2 separate regions of the Mus musculus genome follow, and region 1 is linked to region 2. A link is a loop called in an ENCODE intact Hi-C map of the cell type or tissue named here. Cell type or tissue: left cerebral cortex. All regions are shown on one strand.

Region 1 (8,000 bases), 440 kb after region 2:
CCAGGCTATAATCCACAGACCTAGAGAGGCTAAGTAATAAGGAGGGCTCTAAGTGTGTGTGTGGGGGGGGGGTACATGGGTCTCCCTGGGAAGAGGGTGGGTGTGACAGGAACAGGAGGGATCAGGTGGGGGAGGAGTGGAGAGAGAGAATACTGAGAGAGGCGACCAGAATTGGGGACTTCAGGGCGAGGTAGGAACCCAGGACAATGGAAACTCCCTGGAACCCACGAGGTGGACTCTAGTGAGGACTCCTATTAATGGAGGATACAGAGCCTGAACCAGCCATCTTCTGTAAACAAGGCTTCCAGTGGTGCACCTGGAACACCAACCCAGCCACAAAGCCTTTAACCTACAATCTGTCCGGCCTGTAAGATGTGTTAGGGTAAAGATGGCACAGAACTTGTGGGAGTGGCCAACCAATGACTGGTCCAACCTGAGACCCACACTATGAGCCCATGCCATTTAAACTGCTATTGCTTGAGAGGAGATGGGGACGATTGGCTCTATCGAATATCCTGATGCTGTCATCTGAGGATGGGCTCTCCATGAAAGGACAGACCCATCCTGTGTGTCTCCATCTCGTTTCCTGTGTTCTTGCTCTCCAGCATGTAATAGAGCTGTGAGATGTCCCTGCCAGATGATGACACCATGTTCTTGGAATTCCCATTCTTCAGAGCCATGAGCCAAGTCACTATCTTCTACTGTTAATTTTACAGGTGGGCTCAGGCAGGTGGGCTTGGGAACAGGGGGAATTGAGTCGGGGTGTTGGAGAGAGAGAATGTGGAAACAGACTGGCATTGGGGCTGAGGTGAGAGGTTGTGGAAACCTGGTGCAGTAGAACCAGGAATCTAAGAGGGAGACCCTATGAGGACTCCTAGTAATGGAGGACACAGACCCTGAACCAGCTATCTTCTGAAACCAGGCAAGGTTTCCAGTGCAAGGACTGACACCAACCCAACCACAAAACCTTTGACCTACAATCTACCCCGCCTGCAAGATGTGCAGGAGTAGGGAAGATGGAAGCACAGACTTTGTGAGAGTGGCCAACCGTATCTGATCTAAACTGAGACACTCTCATGAGAGGGAGCCCGTGCCCCACACTGCCTGGATGATCAGGAACTAGAGGCTGGATAGCCCAGAGACCTAGGATATGGGGGTAGGAGGTGGGGGCAGCTGATGGGAGCAGATGCAGAGATCCACAGCCAAACATTAGGCAGAGAGAGTCCAAACTGGAGCTCTCTGTCCAGTCCCTCCCCTTGGAGCTCAGGGAACCCCTGAGGAAGACAGGGAAGAATTGTATAAGCCAGAGGGGTCCAGTACACAAGAAGAATACAGCCCGCTGGGCAGTGGTGGTGCACGTCTTTAATCCCAGCACTTGGGAGGCAGAGGCAGGTAGATTTCTGAGTTCAAGGCCAGCCTGGTCTACAGAGTGAGTTCCAGGACAGTCAGGGCTACACAGAGAAACCCTATCTCGAAAAACAAAACAAAACAAAACAAAACAAAACAAAACAAAACAAAACAAACAAAACCAAACACAGCCCACAGAATCATCTAAGCCGGTCTCATAGGGCCTCACAGAGACTGATGGGAAATCACAGAACCTGCATGGATGTGTGCTAGATCCTCTACATACATGCTATGGCTGCTAGCTTGGTGGTTTTGTGGGCTCCTAACAGCAGGAGTGGGGGTGTCTCTGACTCCTCTGCCCGCTCTTGGGGCCCTTTTCCTCTTACTGTTGCCTCACCCAGCCTTGATATGAGGGTGTGCGCCTGGTCTTATTGTAACTTGTTATGCTGTATTTGGTTGATATCCCTAGGAGGTCTGCTCTTTTCTGAAGGGAAATGGAGGTGATGGGGATGGGAGAAGTGGGGGAGGGGAGACTGCAGTCAGGATGTAGTGTGTGAGAGAAGACTAAATTTTAAAGATGAATAAATAAAATTCTCAAATTTTATTTTATTTTAAGTTTTGAGACAGGCTTTCTCTGTGCAGCTCTGGAATTCACTCAGTGGACCAGGCTGGCCTCAAACTCACAGAGATTCACCTGCCTCTGCCTCCCGAGTGCTGGGATTAAAAAAACCACGTGCTACTGTACCCTGACAGTTCTTAAAAATCTCAACTGGCTGATTCTTTGAGGGTGAGGAGATCTGGCAATAATGAGCAAGTGTTCTCTAAGTAGCAATCTGAACCAGACAGTGTGACACAAGTCAGAATGCTAAGGCGGGAGGATTATGTGTTAGGATCCAGCCTGGACTAAAGAATGAGATCCTATCTCCAACTAAAACTAAAAACAAGCAGCTGGGGGCTATAGTGAAGTGGTAGACTACTTGCCTGGCATGTGTGAGGACATGGCTAGAAGCACCTCTGTAGTAAGCTGGCCTGAGGCTTATAAGAACTGGGGTACTCTTGGGAGGCAGGCTGGGGCTGAAAAGAGAGAAACTAGATGGTCGAGAGAAATAATGGAGCCAAGACAAAGGTTTTGATCAAGGCCCATGAGTTTATTAAGAAACCGTGTTTATAAGGGGGTGGAAAGCTGCACCACAGGTGGCCCCACCTCAATGGTGACAAGATTTGTACCAACCCGCTTCAGGCTGGGGGAGCCTACACACCCCGACCCCGTACCATCAAAATGAAACAACAAAACCTTATTCTGGAGACCAGGTTTGGTGGCACACACTTAGAGTCCCAGTGTACAGGAAGAAAAAGCAGGCGTTTCAGAAGTTCTAGAGCGTACTTGACCATATACACAAAGAGTTCTGAGGTCAACCTGGACTACCTGACTCAAAACTCCCAAAACAAAAAGCCAGCCATCAGTGAGTCATTTGTCCCATTAGAATGAACCTGAATTTATCTACACACACTATGCCAGCTGGCAGCCACTCCAGGTTTGTACCTCTCTTCTTTCCCATCCAAGCTGCCTTGGAGCAATCAGACTTTAACAACTCCTGTTGCCCTGCCCTGCCCTGCCCTGTCCTTATGCCCCCCTCTCTGGGAAAACAAGATAAGACTCTCATGGTTTATTCATTTATTTAACACTCGTGTGCCTCATGCCTGGTGATTGCCAAGTCCTGGAGACCGAGATGCAAATGGAACGTGTTTCTTCATTCCGAGAGCTATTGATCTGAAGATGGCCCTCTGAAGATGTAGCAGAGGTAAAAGATAACAGGGAGAGAGGTACATGCTGGCTGCATCTCTAGCAACCCCAGCACTCCAGAGATTATCTCAGAAGGATCTTGGGCTACTGAGACTGTCTCAAACAACACAGCTTAGAGCAGACAATGTAACACCCTGTCTTGGTCTTTTGTTCGTTTTTTTTTTTTTTTTTGTTTTTGTTTTTGTTTTCTTTTCTTTTTTTTTTTTTCCATTTTTTATTAGGTATTTAGCTCATTTACATTTCCAATGCTATACCAAAAGTCCCCCATATCCACCCACCCCCACTCCCCTGCCCACCCACTCCCCCTTTTTGGCCCTGGTGTTCCCCTGTACTGGGGCATATAAAGTTTGCAAGTCCAATGGGCCTCTCTTTCCAGTGATGGCCGACTAGGCCATCTTTTGATATATATGCAGCTAGAGTCAAGAGCTCCGGGGTACTGGTTAGTTCATAATGTTGTTCCACCTATAGGGTTGCAGATCCCTTTAGCTCCTTGGCTACTTTCTCTAGCTCCTCCATTGGGAGCCCTATGATCCATCCATTAGCTGACTGTGAGCATCCACTTCTGTGTTTGCTAGGCCCCGGCATAGTCTCACAAGAGACAGCTACATCTGGGTCCTTTCAATAAAATCTTGCTAGTGTATGCAATGGTGTCAGCGTTTGGATGCTGATTATGGGGTGGATCCCTGGATATGGCAGTCTCTACATGGTCCATCCTTTCATCTCAGCTCCAAACTTTGTCTCTGTAACTCCTTCCATGGGTGTTTTGTTCCCAAATCTAAGGAGGGGCATAGTGTCCACACTTCAGTCTTCATTCCTTTTGTTCGGTTTTGAGAGAGGGTCTCACTATGTAGACCAGGCCTTGAACTCATAGAGATCTGTCTGCTTTTGTCTCCCCACTGCTGGGATTAAAGGAGTGTGGTGCCACATCTGGCAGCTCTGTGAATCTTATGTGCTTGCTACTACATAATCCCAGCATTTGAGAAATGGAAGCAGGAGGGTTAGGAGTTCTAGGCCAGCTCCAGCTACATGAGAATGAAGCCAGCCCAGGTTACATGAGACCCAGAAGGACCTAGTTGTATATTTGCCTTTTGAGTCGCTGTGAACATTCATTCATTAATTTCATTCACTTCCTCAAGTTCCCCTAGCAACAAGTGACTAGGCTCGGACAGTAAAATGGAAAAAAACAAAAAAGCAAAACCCACAGTCTTGCTCTCTTTGGACTAGCAGTCTAAAAAAAGAATTACAGCTATTAAAGAATAAATTAGGAATTCAGATTTGTCTCCGTTTTCTTTCTTCTTTTCTTAGGAAAGGGTGACCTTGATTTCCTAATTAGTACATTCACATCTGGCTCTGAAGGTTGTATAGAAATAAAAGTGGCCGGGCGTGGTGGCGCACGCCTTTAATCCCAGCACTCGGGAGGCAGAGGCAGGAGGATTTCTGAGTTCGAGGCCAGCCTGGTCTACAAAGTGAGTGCCAGGACAGCCAGGGCTACACAGAGAAACCCTGTCAAAAAACCAAAATACAAACAAACAAAAATAAATAAATAAAAGTGTAGCCGCGCTGAGAATGAGCCCCGTGTGGTTGGTGCGAGCCAGGTCGCACTGCCTGCGTCACTATGTGAGCTGACGGATGACGCCCCGCTGCACGCCGCTCAGCTCGCCCCGGAGGGGTCGCTTCTTGGCGGGCTAACAGTGACTTGCGGGGGAAGTCTACGCGCGTGTGCACGCGGCACTCTCTGCCCGTGGTCCGGGGACTTTCCCCTAGGCGAAAGGATAAGGAACATGTCCCTCGTATGTAGCCTAGGAAACAGGCCTTCAGAGCGAGCTGCCTTAGCTTCTAGGCGCGACTAATTTATGACTCTACAACAGGCTTAATTTTTTGGTTATGGTGAGAAAATTGGTCTCTCTAGGTAGAAAAACAATGAGCCATTGTTTTAGGCATGATACTTTATCCTGAAAGATTCTGGAGACATAATTGTTTAAGAAAGCTATAAATAGATAGGTCATTAATTAATGTAGGAACGCTAGGTGGGCGTGGTTTATGCAAATATTGCTTAAACCCATCCTGAGATGGGCGTGGCCGCCTTAAGGGACTCAGCCCCCCCGATGTAGGCGTGGTCTCCTGCGCGTGCGCACTACGGCCGGAGGCCCAGCGCTGGAACGCGGGGTACCCGGCGTGCGATTCTGGTGGGCCAGGCATGGAGGGCGCTGGCCCCGTGTTGAGTATTCTGGGGCTGCTGCTTGTGTCTGCGCCTTTTGGAGTCCTTGGGGAGCGCCCCAGCGCCGATCTGGGGGCACACCCAGGTACCTGCGAGAGCTGCTGGAGGGAGGCTGGGACTGCCTAGTAGAAACTGACCGATGGCTTTAATCCACAGAACGGGGCTCCCAGGTCAGTCCGGGAACCACCGAACCTCGGCGGCAGCCGCCACCCAAGGATCAGCGCGAGCGAGCCCGGGCCGGATCGCTGTCTTTGGGCGCTCTGTACACCGCGGCCGTCGTGGCTTTTGTGCTGTTCAAGTGTTTGCAGGTGCGGTATGGCGGTGGGTTGTGGGAGCCCTGGGCCTTAATCTCCTGGGGCCGCTACAGTACCAAGAACAACCGCTTCCCGGCTACCTGTAAAATGAAGGCTCGTTCCTTGGTTTTTCCACATTATTGGGGCATTCGAGGATCCAGAGAGATAATGGATGTAGGGGGCTGAGAAATTGTAGAAACCGTTACTTTTACTCCTCTCTCCAGTGACGATCGATTTTCAATCTGGAGCTCATCCACTTAGTGTCTGATGTAAGTGGGGTTTTAACCCAACTAGTGTCAGTATGCAAAAAAAGAAGTTGCTGCTGAGGCTCCAACCTTGGCCCAAGGAGTTAATCGCGGCAGCAACAGAGTGTCTAGTGGACCAGACACCAAGCCGTTTCGTGCTCTCCTTAGGAAGGAAACCCTGAAATGTGAACTGACTGTACATTCTGATTACTTTGAAACTGTTGACATGGAAAGTGGAACCTACCACCCAGTGCTTTATCTTCAACTCTGGTCAATTACTTGCACAGGGGAATAGAGGCTGAACTAATTAGTAACATAAAACTAGATGAGATTAAAGAGCCAGGCAGACTTGACAGGCTAGGATGAAGATTGGAGTTTAAAGATAGATTAATAAATTCTACCCAGGCGTAGTGTTAGACGCCTTTAATCCCAGCATTCAGGGGAGACAGAGGCAGGAACAGCTCTTGTGAGTTCGAGACCAGTATTTCTGTCTTATGCATGGAGAAGAATACATAAGCAGTTGAGAAGAGGAGCGGGACCCGTGGAAGAGAGGTAGGCATGGCGGCTGACAGTTTCACGGTGTTATGATAACCCACTTTCCAATTAAAGGTTCTGAAGGAGGCTTGTGCTTTATCTACCTATCAGAGCACTGGGAGAATTGTATCCTAAAAATAAACCATAGGGCACTGCCTTTTAGAGCAAAGAGCACTATATAGACTTTTTGTTGTTGGGTTTTTTGTTTTGTTTTGTTTTAGATTTTTAATCTGTAATGGGATAATGTGAATTGAACAGATTGGAGATTTTTTTTTTCACCAGCAAAGACTGAGGGTACAGGAACTGGTGACACAGTCCTATTATTCCAACTACTATGAGGGAGGATTGTAAGTGCAAGGCCCATCTGGACAATTTAGCAAGACTCTACCTCAAAGGCAGCGAGGTATAGGGATGCTAAATAAGAAGGCTGGGGTAAGAGCAATCTTCCCGTCCCTACTGGAGAGTTTCACATTCCCAGGAGTGCTTTAGCAGTCTGGCCATGTGTGGGCATCCTGACGTTTCACTTCATGTTCTGGGTAAGCAGCTGGACTAGAGACAACTGGGATTCTCTGAGGTGGATGCCCAGAGCTTTCTCTATGGCTCCTCTCTTCACTGGCTCTGAGGTGCTGGGGCCTTTGCTGCAGCCTTGTCTTTATCTGCTTCCACAACAGGGCCCAGATGAGGCTGCTGTTCTCAGAGAGGAAAAAAACAAGAAGAAATCCTCGCAGTCAGGTGGGTTGAGCATTTAGTGGTGGTTTCTGGCGATGGAGTAGATCAGGGGACTGCAGGAGTAACCATGCCCTTTCCCTCACTCCCAGAGCAACAGCTGGTGCAGCTGACACAACAGCTGGCCCAGACGGAGCAGCACCTGAACCACCTGATGACACAGCTGGATCCCCTTTTTGAACAGTGAGAATTTGTGGGGTGGGTGAGGTGGGAGCCAAGGAGACAGACTGGGCAGCCCCCTGAGTGGGTATTTCTACAGGGTGACGACTTTGGTTGGAACCCAGAGGGAACTTCTAGACACAAAACTAAAGACCATCCACCACCTTCTACAAGACTGCCAGCCTGGCACAGGAGTGGAAGTTCCAGAACCAGGTAAAAGGTTGGGAGGTTTCTATGGCTGGAGAGCCATGGCTGTGAAACTAGAGCAAGTTGGTCTCTCCTTCACAGAGGCCAGCATACCCTTTACTGAGGACCTGGGGAAAGAAGACCAAGAAGCTGGAAACAGTCAGGCCTGGGAAGAGCCCATAACCTGGAGCCCAGAAACACGGAACCTAGCTCCTTCCTGGGAGGTGGAGCAGGGGCTGAGGAGAAGGTGGCACAAGACGGTGACAAAGGGTCCAGCAGTAAATGGGGAACAACCACTGAAGGTTTAGTAAAAAGAGTCCCCTCGTACTGGGTGTTCCTCTGTGCTTTTTCCACTCCCTGCTACACACACACACACGGTGCAAAAGCCAAGCACTCTTCCCTTATTAGGAAGAGAGAGACTGCCTTCCAGAATGTGAATGGAGAAGACAGAGAGAGAGCCACAGTTCTGCCCTTGTGTTTCTGAGGCT
Region 2 (8,000 bases):
CAGCCTGGGCTACTAAAAAAAAAAAAAAAAAAAAAAAAAAAAAAAACAACCAAAAACCTGTCTCAAATGTAAAATAAACAAACAATGATTCCTTTAAACAATGACCATGGAGGGCATCTATTGCTCTGGCTTTATAATCCTACTGGCTGCTGTGCATTTTTGTTCATCACAGGGGATGGGCTTAAGCAACTGAATTTCCTGCTGCTGGCACTGAAGCAGAAAGGCTCTATACTCAGCATAGCAAACTGCTGCCTTTTCTCTTTATGCCCCACCCACTCACACGAAATGCCCCAGCCCAGAGGAAGCCTGAATGCCTCTGCCCTGGGCCCGCCCCTCTCTGATAGAGAGCGGCTGGGAAGCAGTGTTGCCATAGAAATCAGTGCCTCCTCAAAAGGCTTCAGCCTGCCCTTCTTTACCCAACCCTACCCCAAGGCTTTGTCTGTCCTGAGCACCCCTCCCTTTTTCAGCCAGACTCAGCAACTGGGTGGCTGTATGAGAAGGCTGGCTCGGGGCCCCCTTTCAGCAATACTGTCACACTCATTCAGTCACGGTGTGGAAGGCAGCCTTTCCCCACCCCCTCCAAGCCAACCTAGAGGCAGAAAGAACAGTGGCAGGACAAGTCCCTGGGCCCTACTGTCTGTTCTGAAGGTTTACGTCTAAGCTCGGACTGTAGGGAGCCCATTCTGTCCTCATCCCCTAACTGGGCTAGAGCCTTATATCCTTCCCAGGTCAGGGTTATTATAGTGTTCCACCTCTCAGAGCATACAGTTAAGACTTTCTCGGTACTTCTCAGCATTTCTCCTAGAGGACCTCCAGAATTGCTGAGGGTCCTATGAGGCTTCCCAGGGAAGGACAAAGGTAGAGAAAAATCAGTCTCTGGCAAGAGGTAAAAGGGGGCTACCAGTCACTTGGGATTTATTGGCAGACGTGGTGGTAGTAGTGGGAGTGGGATCTGAGCCTCCATGCTAGTTACAGGGTGTCTGGCCCCTGAATACAGAGTCAGGAGCAGGTCATAGATCCTAGACTGGCAAGAACCCGAGCAGGCCCCAGTGTGAGGAAGGAAGTGGGAAATGAGCACACCCAGAACATAAGGGCAGGGCAGGGGGTGGGCAGAGACCAGAGCAGGCTTCGGTAGGAACAGGAACTAGCTTGGGGATTGACAGGAACCCAGTGACAGAAGGGTCCCTGGAGACACTTTGGGGAAGGAACCCTAGTCTGGATTAGCTACAGATTCAAGGTAGGATAAAGACACAGTCACACAAACCCTGGTAGGCAGCAGGGCCTGCCTGCTCTCCGTGTACCCATGCCAGAAGGTGGGGTCAGGAGCACAGCAGCAGTAGCACTAGACTGGCTATTTGTTTTGCTAATTCCAGCAGCCTCACTCCTAGAACACAGACCACAGATGTCTTCCTGGACTCCCTACAGTGCAAAATGTTACTTTCTAGAAGTACTGAGATTCTCCCCCAGCAGAATGGGATACAATCCCTGCCCTTCATACAGTACCCCACAACCCATCCCCTCTTTTTCTACACAACCCTATCTCCTCTCCCATACGGGGTAATGCCAGCCCTTCTCCACCACATATACCCCCATTCTCCCGAAGTTCCTTCAAATCGCTCAAGTATCACCTGTAATCCTCCACATGCAGACAGTGATCCTTGTCCTTAACAGTGTACCTCCCACTTTCACAAAGCACTCCCGCCCTTCCCCCACAACGGCCCCTAGAGTACACCTCTTTGCTCACACACTGAGCCCCCAACTGCTCCCCCAATCCCGCCTCACCCACTCCAAAGCAACAATCTCCAAATTCTTTTCTTCGCTAGCGGTGGTCCCTACTTCAGGTCTGCCCAAGCCCACCTTCGGCCTCGTCTCTTTTTTCACACGCACCCCGCCCCACACCTGTAGTTCCGTGGGTCCTGTTGCACTTGAGAAGGTAGTGGATTGGGATAGTGACTGAGCAGCCCTCCTTGCAGCCTGGGCCTGCAAACCTCTCCCCTTGGGTCAGAGCCCCGCCTCCGCAACGCCCCGGCCCACCCTCTCCCTTGTCCCAGTTCCCACCTTCCCGGGGCTGGTCCCCTTGCCCTGGTTCTTTAATCCCTCAGACTCCGCCTCGGTAGCCCTGACCACGCCCCGTGACTCCGCCCCTTTCGTCTTCTTTGCATTACCCCAGGATCCTCTGCTTTCCCGAGACCCAACCCCTGTTTCCCGCCCCCTTTTGGTCTCTCCGCCTTTCAGCGGGACCCACCCCCTAAGATTCCAGCCTGCCGGAACCCTTTCCAGGTTCCTTTCACAAGAACACTGTCCCCTCCAAACGCAGTGACTTTTATCCCCCGCCCCTTCTCCCGCCTGCCTCACCAGGGCGCACACGCTCCTTGGCCCCGGTCGGCTGGCTGTGATTGGCGCCGGCGGCCCCAGCAGATGACGGAGGAGACAAAGTGATGGCTGCAGGTCGTCTGAGGTCCCACCCCGGCCACGTGCGGCTTCTGTGATGACAGGTCCAGAAGGGCGGGGCTTTGGCTGACTAGCTAGGTACAACCCCAAACTGACCGGATCCGGAGGCTGGTGGCAAGCTAGAGCTCCAGGCAAAAGCTAGCTCTCTCTCTAGCTCTCATTCTGTCTCGCCTCTGCCTCTGCCTCTGCCTCTGCCTCTGCCTCTGCCTCTGCCTCTGCCTCTGCCTCTGCCTCTGCCTCTGCCTCTGCCTCTGCCTCTGCCTCTGCCTCTGCCTCTGCCTCTGCCTCTGCCTCTGCCTCTGCCTCTGCCTCTGCCTCTGCCTCTGCCTCTGCCTCTGCCTCTGCCTCTGCCTCTGCCTCTGCCTCTGCCTCTGCCTCTGCCTCTGCCTCTGCCTCTGCCTCTGCCTCTGCCTCTGCCTCTGCCTCCTCTGCCTCTGCCTCCTCTGTCTGCCTCTGCCTCTTCTCTCTCACTCTCTCTGTCTCTGTCTCTCTCTCTTTGCCCTTTCCCTTTCTTCTCTTCTCTTTTCCTCTAAAGGGTCCCTTTCTACTGTAAACTGGCCTCTAACTCGCTCTTCTTCCTCTCCCTTCAAAGTGCGGAGGTTCCTGAGATTGTCTTGCTGGTGTGAGCAAGCTACTTACTTAAGGAACTCGAGCCTCTGTAAGGACTACTCAATAGTAATGTGTATTTGTCCTAAAGGAAATCAGTGAGGTTTGCAACCTAGAGTAAAGGAATCTCGGGGGTCTGTAAAAAGTGGGAGAGTTTGAACAGTGGGGTTTCAGGTTTGTTAAATTATGTGGTTGCGTCTGGATTCAGGAATGGGCAGAAGTATCTATTTCTGTTAAGGTGGCTCGGGGAAATGTGTGACCTTGTTTCGAAAGTGGGAGGCAAGACGCAGAGTGAGAAAAAAATTGCAATAGATTTTTCTAGCAGAAAGAAGACTGCCAAGAATAAACAAAGAGCTCCAAACAAATAGAAAAACACACACACACACAAATGAAAATAAACGATGCTGTTCCTTGAAATGTAAAAGTATCGACATGGACTATAGCGCCTTACATTGATGAAGAAAAGTATTTTGCCTTTTAAAGGCACTGAAGAAAGTCTGTGAAGTCAATACTTTTCAGTTTAATTAGGTCTTGAGTCCTCTACAGGAAATACGGAGGGGCAGAAAGATGTCCTCCACATACCAGTAGATGGCAGCACAGTACTCTTGCAGAGCTAAATGAGGGAATCCAAAGACCCAGTCGGGGCCTTCCTGTTACTTTGATGAGGTTGGTTCTGACAAAGAAGTTCATGGAGGCTCCGGTTCTTTAGGATCTGTAACTTTAGCTAACTCTGTCTGTGTGTGTGTGTGTGTGTGTGTGTGTGTGTGTGTGTGTGTGTGTGTGTGTGTGTGTGTCACAGAGAGCCTTTTGTCTCAGCTGGGATGGGTGGTTTCTGATTAACAGAAACTGATCAGTTCAACACCAAAGGTATGCTACATAGCAATAAACAAAGGAAAAAGAAAGAAAAAAGAGCTCTCCACCTTTAAGAAATCTACTTATGAGGTGTGGAGAGATGGCTCTGCAGTCAAGAGCATTTGCTGCTTTGCAGAGACTAGAGCTCACAACTGCCTGTAACTCCAGCTTCGGGAGACTTAATGGTGGGTTTAGCTCTCTTTCCTTCCTTCCTTCCTTCCTTCCTTCCTTCCTTCCTTCCTTCCTTCCTTCCTTCCTTCCTTTTGGAGATTTATTTATTTACCATGTATACAATGTTCTGCCTGCATGCCTACACATCAGAAGAGGGCATTAAATCTCATTACAGATGGTTGTAAGCCACCATGTGGTTGCTAGGAATTGACTCAGGACCTCTAGAAGGACAGCCAGTGCTCTTAACCTCTGAGCCATCTCTCCATCCCTGGTTTTGGCTTTTCCCAGCACCTGCAGGTGCATCTGCATAGTTAAAATAAATCTTAAAAGATATACTTAGATAATTATATAAATACCTATACAATTAAAGTTGGAAAGGTTTTATGCAGTGAAAAAAAAGCTACCCTCTGAATTTTAGGTTTTTACTAACTATAGATTTAGATAAATTGCATTTTGTTTGTAGATAGGATCTCCCTATGAATCCCAGATTGACTTCAGACCTATGATTTTTGACTGTGCCAAAGTTGGGCATGGTGACATAAGCCTTTAGTCCCAGCATTTGGGAGAAGGACAGGCAGATCACTCTGATTCTGAGGCCAGTGTGATTACATAGCAGGACAGCCAGGGCTACATAAAGAGACTTAGTGTGTGTGTGTGTGTGTGTGTGCACACGTGCTCATACCACAGAACATGTGTAAATATCAGAGGATAGATTAGTTGGAGTCAGTCCTCTCCTTCCACTTTGTGGGGTCTAGGGACCAAACTCAGCTGTCAGGTTTGGAAGCAAAGGCCCTTTACCCAGTGAGCCATTTCACCAGCCCTAACAACTTTTTTTTTCTTTTTTTAGATTTACAGAAATCTTGTAAAAGTAGGATAGTTTCCACACATACCGCAAACCCTGTTTCTATTATTATTATTATTATTATTATTATTTCAGTGGTGGGGATTAGACCGAGGGCACTGTACATCCCAGGCAAGTGGTCTAATTATTACCGGGTTCCTCTTATTATTAATATCATACAGCATATGGATCATGATTTGTTATGATCAAAGGCACAATGTTGATACAATATCACTGATTAATATTAATGTTTCATACAGTTTCTTAGTTTCTTTCTTTCCTGTGTCAGGATTCCTTCCAGGACTGTACATTATCTGAAGTCTCCTTAGGCTCCCTTGGCTGTGACAGCTTGACTGTTGGTGACCTTTGAATCCCAACAGAATCTCAATCTCAGACTCCTGAGAACAGGAATCACATGTGTGACCACCGCACCTGGAATCTAAGATTCTCCTTCAGTCTGTTGGAGCAGAAAGCTCTAGAAACCTGTAACCCCTGTCCTATGGAGGTGGAGGCAGGGGGATAGAAGAGGTTAAGGCCAGCCCCTGCTACTTAAACCTGCTGAGACAAACCGGGGTTACAGGAGGCCCCATCCCAAAGGGGAAAAAGTCAGCAGCTGGGCAGCGGCTCAGTGCTTTGTAAAGTGCTTGCTGTTAAACATGGGGACCAGAATTTACATCCTTAGCTCTTACACAAATGCCGGGCATGCGCCATGGCTCTGCCAACATGTTAATTTTTCCCTGAAAGACCCACTTCCCATACTGACTGAAAATAAGTATGAAATGACAAATGCGTGTGTGTTTTAGGCATGAGGTTCTTGATTTTTATTTTTATTTTTTTAAAGACTTCTTTTTTTTTTATTATTTATATGAGCACACTGTAGCTGTCTTCAGACACACCAGAAGAGGGCATCAGATCCCATTACAGATGGTTGTGAGCCACCATGTGGTTGCTGGGTATTGAACTCAGGACCTTCAGAAGAGCAGTCAGTGCTTTTAACCGCTGAGCCATCTCTCCAGCCCTTGACTATTTTTTTGAAATATTACATTTATTTTATTTGGTGTGTGTGTGTGTGTGTGTGTGTGTGTGTGTGTGTGTGTGTGTGTATGTTTATGTGTGTGGGCACATATGCCATAACTCTTCAGGAGATGGCAGAAGACAAACTGTAGAATTTGTTTCTCTCCTTCAACCATGTGGGTCACAAGGATTGGCTTCAGGTCATCAGGGGAGGTGGCAGCCACTTTTACCTGATGGGCTATCTCACAGGCACCTTGATGATTTGTCACAGCAGTAACAGGAAACTAATATGGCCTCTAACATGCTTAAGCAGAGGGAACTGATATGGCAATATAAAAGCTTCAGGTACCTGTTACGCAGGAAAACTGGAAAAGTATTCTTAAAAGCCCTCACTGTCTGTCAGGCGCTGCTGGTGCATCCCTTTAATCCCAGGAGGCAGAGGTAGGTGCTGGGATTCAGACCCAGGACAAACGGCTGAGGAGAATATTTTATGTACCAAGTAGACCTGGTTTCCTGTTCTCCCAGCATCTCTCAGTCCTACTTGTTCCAGGGCATGGCTGGCGTACCGCGCCCTCTGCCCTGAGCTTCCCAGGCTTCTCCTCCCCCGGAATTTCCTCCCTATAGACTCCAGACATTTTGGTCTCCCCCTCCTTCTTTCTGCATTTTCTGCTGATTTTTTTCATCTATTTTAGCATACATGTGGTTGTACCTCCTTGAGGATTTAATTCAATTTCCCTGTTTGAGGCAGATCTTTGTGAGTTTGAGGCCAGCCTGGTCTACAGAGCTACTTCTAGGACAGCCAAGGCTACAACAAACAAACTCTGGTGCAGGCTGGCTTTGAACTCTAGATTCCTCTTATCTCAGGCACTAAAGTGCTATGTTAGAATCTAGCTTTAGTTAAGTCTTTCTCTTCTCTTCTGGGTGTGGATGGAACCCAAGGCCTTGCTCATATTAGCTACATGCTCTACCACTATGCTAGAACCGCAATCTCTTTAATGGTGTGTTCAATGAACTTAAGTTCTCAATTGCAATGGCATCAAATTGTTACTGGAATCAAGTCTGCTCTGTTCTGCTGGAAACCCAGAAGTCAGATACCGGTGAAAGGAGCAGGCTATAGGGACACATACTTGTAATCCCAGTACCTGGGAAGCTGAAACAGGAGACTTGCTACAAGTTGGAAGCAGCCTGGAGTATGTACTGTAGTATGTAGTACTTGGCCAGTCAGAGATAAGTAGCAAGATTGTCTCCTAACATCAACCACAAAAAAAATGGGTGAGAAGGACACCGGTCTAATTAAGATTAGCCCAGGAGAAAATGGAGGAGACATTTCCAGTGCAAATTTCTATCTTCAAGGGCCCAGAAGTGCAAATGGCTTTTATGGGATACACATACACACACACACACACACACACACACACACACACACACACACACACACACCCATCAAACAAAGAAACAATAGGTGGGAAATCTGGCTGAATGGGGCCTTTCTCTTCAGAGCCGTTTCTTTCTCCTTAACATTTTTTTAATTTAAATTATGTATATATGTGTAGGTCTGTGTGTAGGTCTGTGCATGTGAACCTAGGTGCCTGCGGAGTCTAGAAGAGAATGGCAGATCCCCTAGAGCTGGAGCTGGAGCTGGAGTTGGAGTTGGAGTTGGAGTTGGAGTTGGAGCTGGAGCTGAAGCTGGAACTGTGAGCATGTGTGGTGTAAACCAAACTTGTGTCTTGAAAAGGCAGTAGGGTGTTCCCAGCCCCTCTCCTTGAAACTGGTCTGCATGCTAACCTCCTAGGACAGAATCTCTCTGTGTGTGTTGTGTTTGTGTTTTGTTTGTTTGTTTTTAGATACACCAATTCCTATGAACTTGAGAGGGGGAGACATTACAGAGAACATTCTATGAAAAGGACAGATGGTAGTTGGAGAGCTGGCTCATCCCTTCAGAGCACTGGTTGTTCTTTCAAACATTGACCTGGGTTCAATTGTCAGCACCTACATGGCAGCTCAAAAATGTAACTTCAGTTCCATGTCATCCAATACCCTCTTCTGGCTCTGTGGATACTGAAAT

Evidence for each region. Peaks named below come from ENCODE experiments on the same cell type or tissue, not always from the same donor. Only the 100,000 strongest peaks of a DNase experiment are listed, where the experiment ranks them.
Region 1: it touches region 2 in a loop (2.6-fold over the local background); 4 of 42 quality-filtered maps call a loop at or near these places.

What each region holds. Positions count from the first base shown.
Region 1 is chr4:43,488,083-43,496,082 of GRCm38, forward strand. It overlaps Ccdc107 (coiled-coil domain containing 107), which reads left to right and starts at 5,283. Exons shown (of 6, transcript NM_001037913.2): 1 at 5,283-5,454; 2 at 5,526-5,677; 3 at 7,113-7,173; 4 at 7,260-7,350; 5 at 7,427-7,539; 6 at 7,615-7,839. The coding sequence starts at 5,349. The coding sequence ends at 7,820. It also overlaps Rmrp. In left cerebral cortex, CTCF peaks have their summits at 4,738 and 5,357; DNase peaks (open chromatin) are centred at 4,854, 5,277, 6,038 and 6,974; H3K4me3 peaks cover 2,049 bases; H3K27ac peaks cover 1,503 bases.
Region 2 is chr4:43,043,749-43,051,748 of GRCm38, forward strand. It overlaps a transcript of Fam214b not described here and a transcript of Unc13b not described here. Among named protein-coding and RNA genes, the nearest start is that of Fam214b, 7.4 kb to the left of the region's middle. In left cerebral cortex, a CTCF peak has its summit at 3,628 (motif pointing right); DNase peaks (open chromatin) are centred at 378, 1,227, 2,160, 2,431 and 1 more place; H3K4me3 peaks cover 1,352 bases; H3K27ac peaks cover 3,045 bases.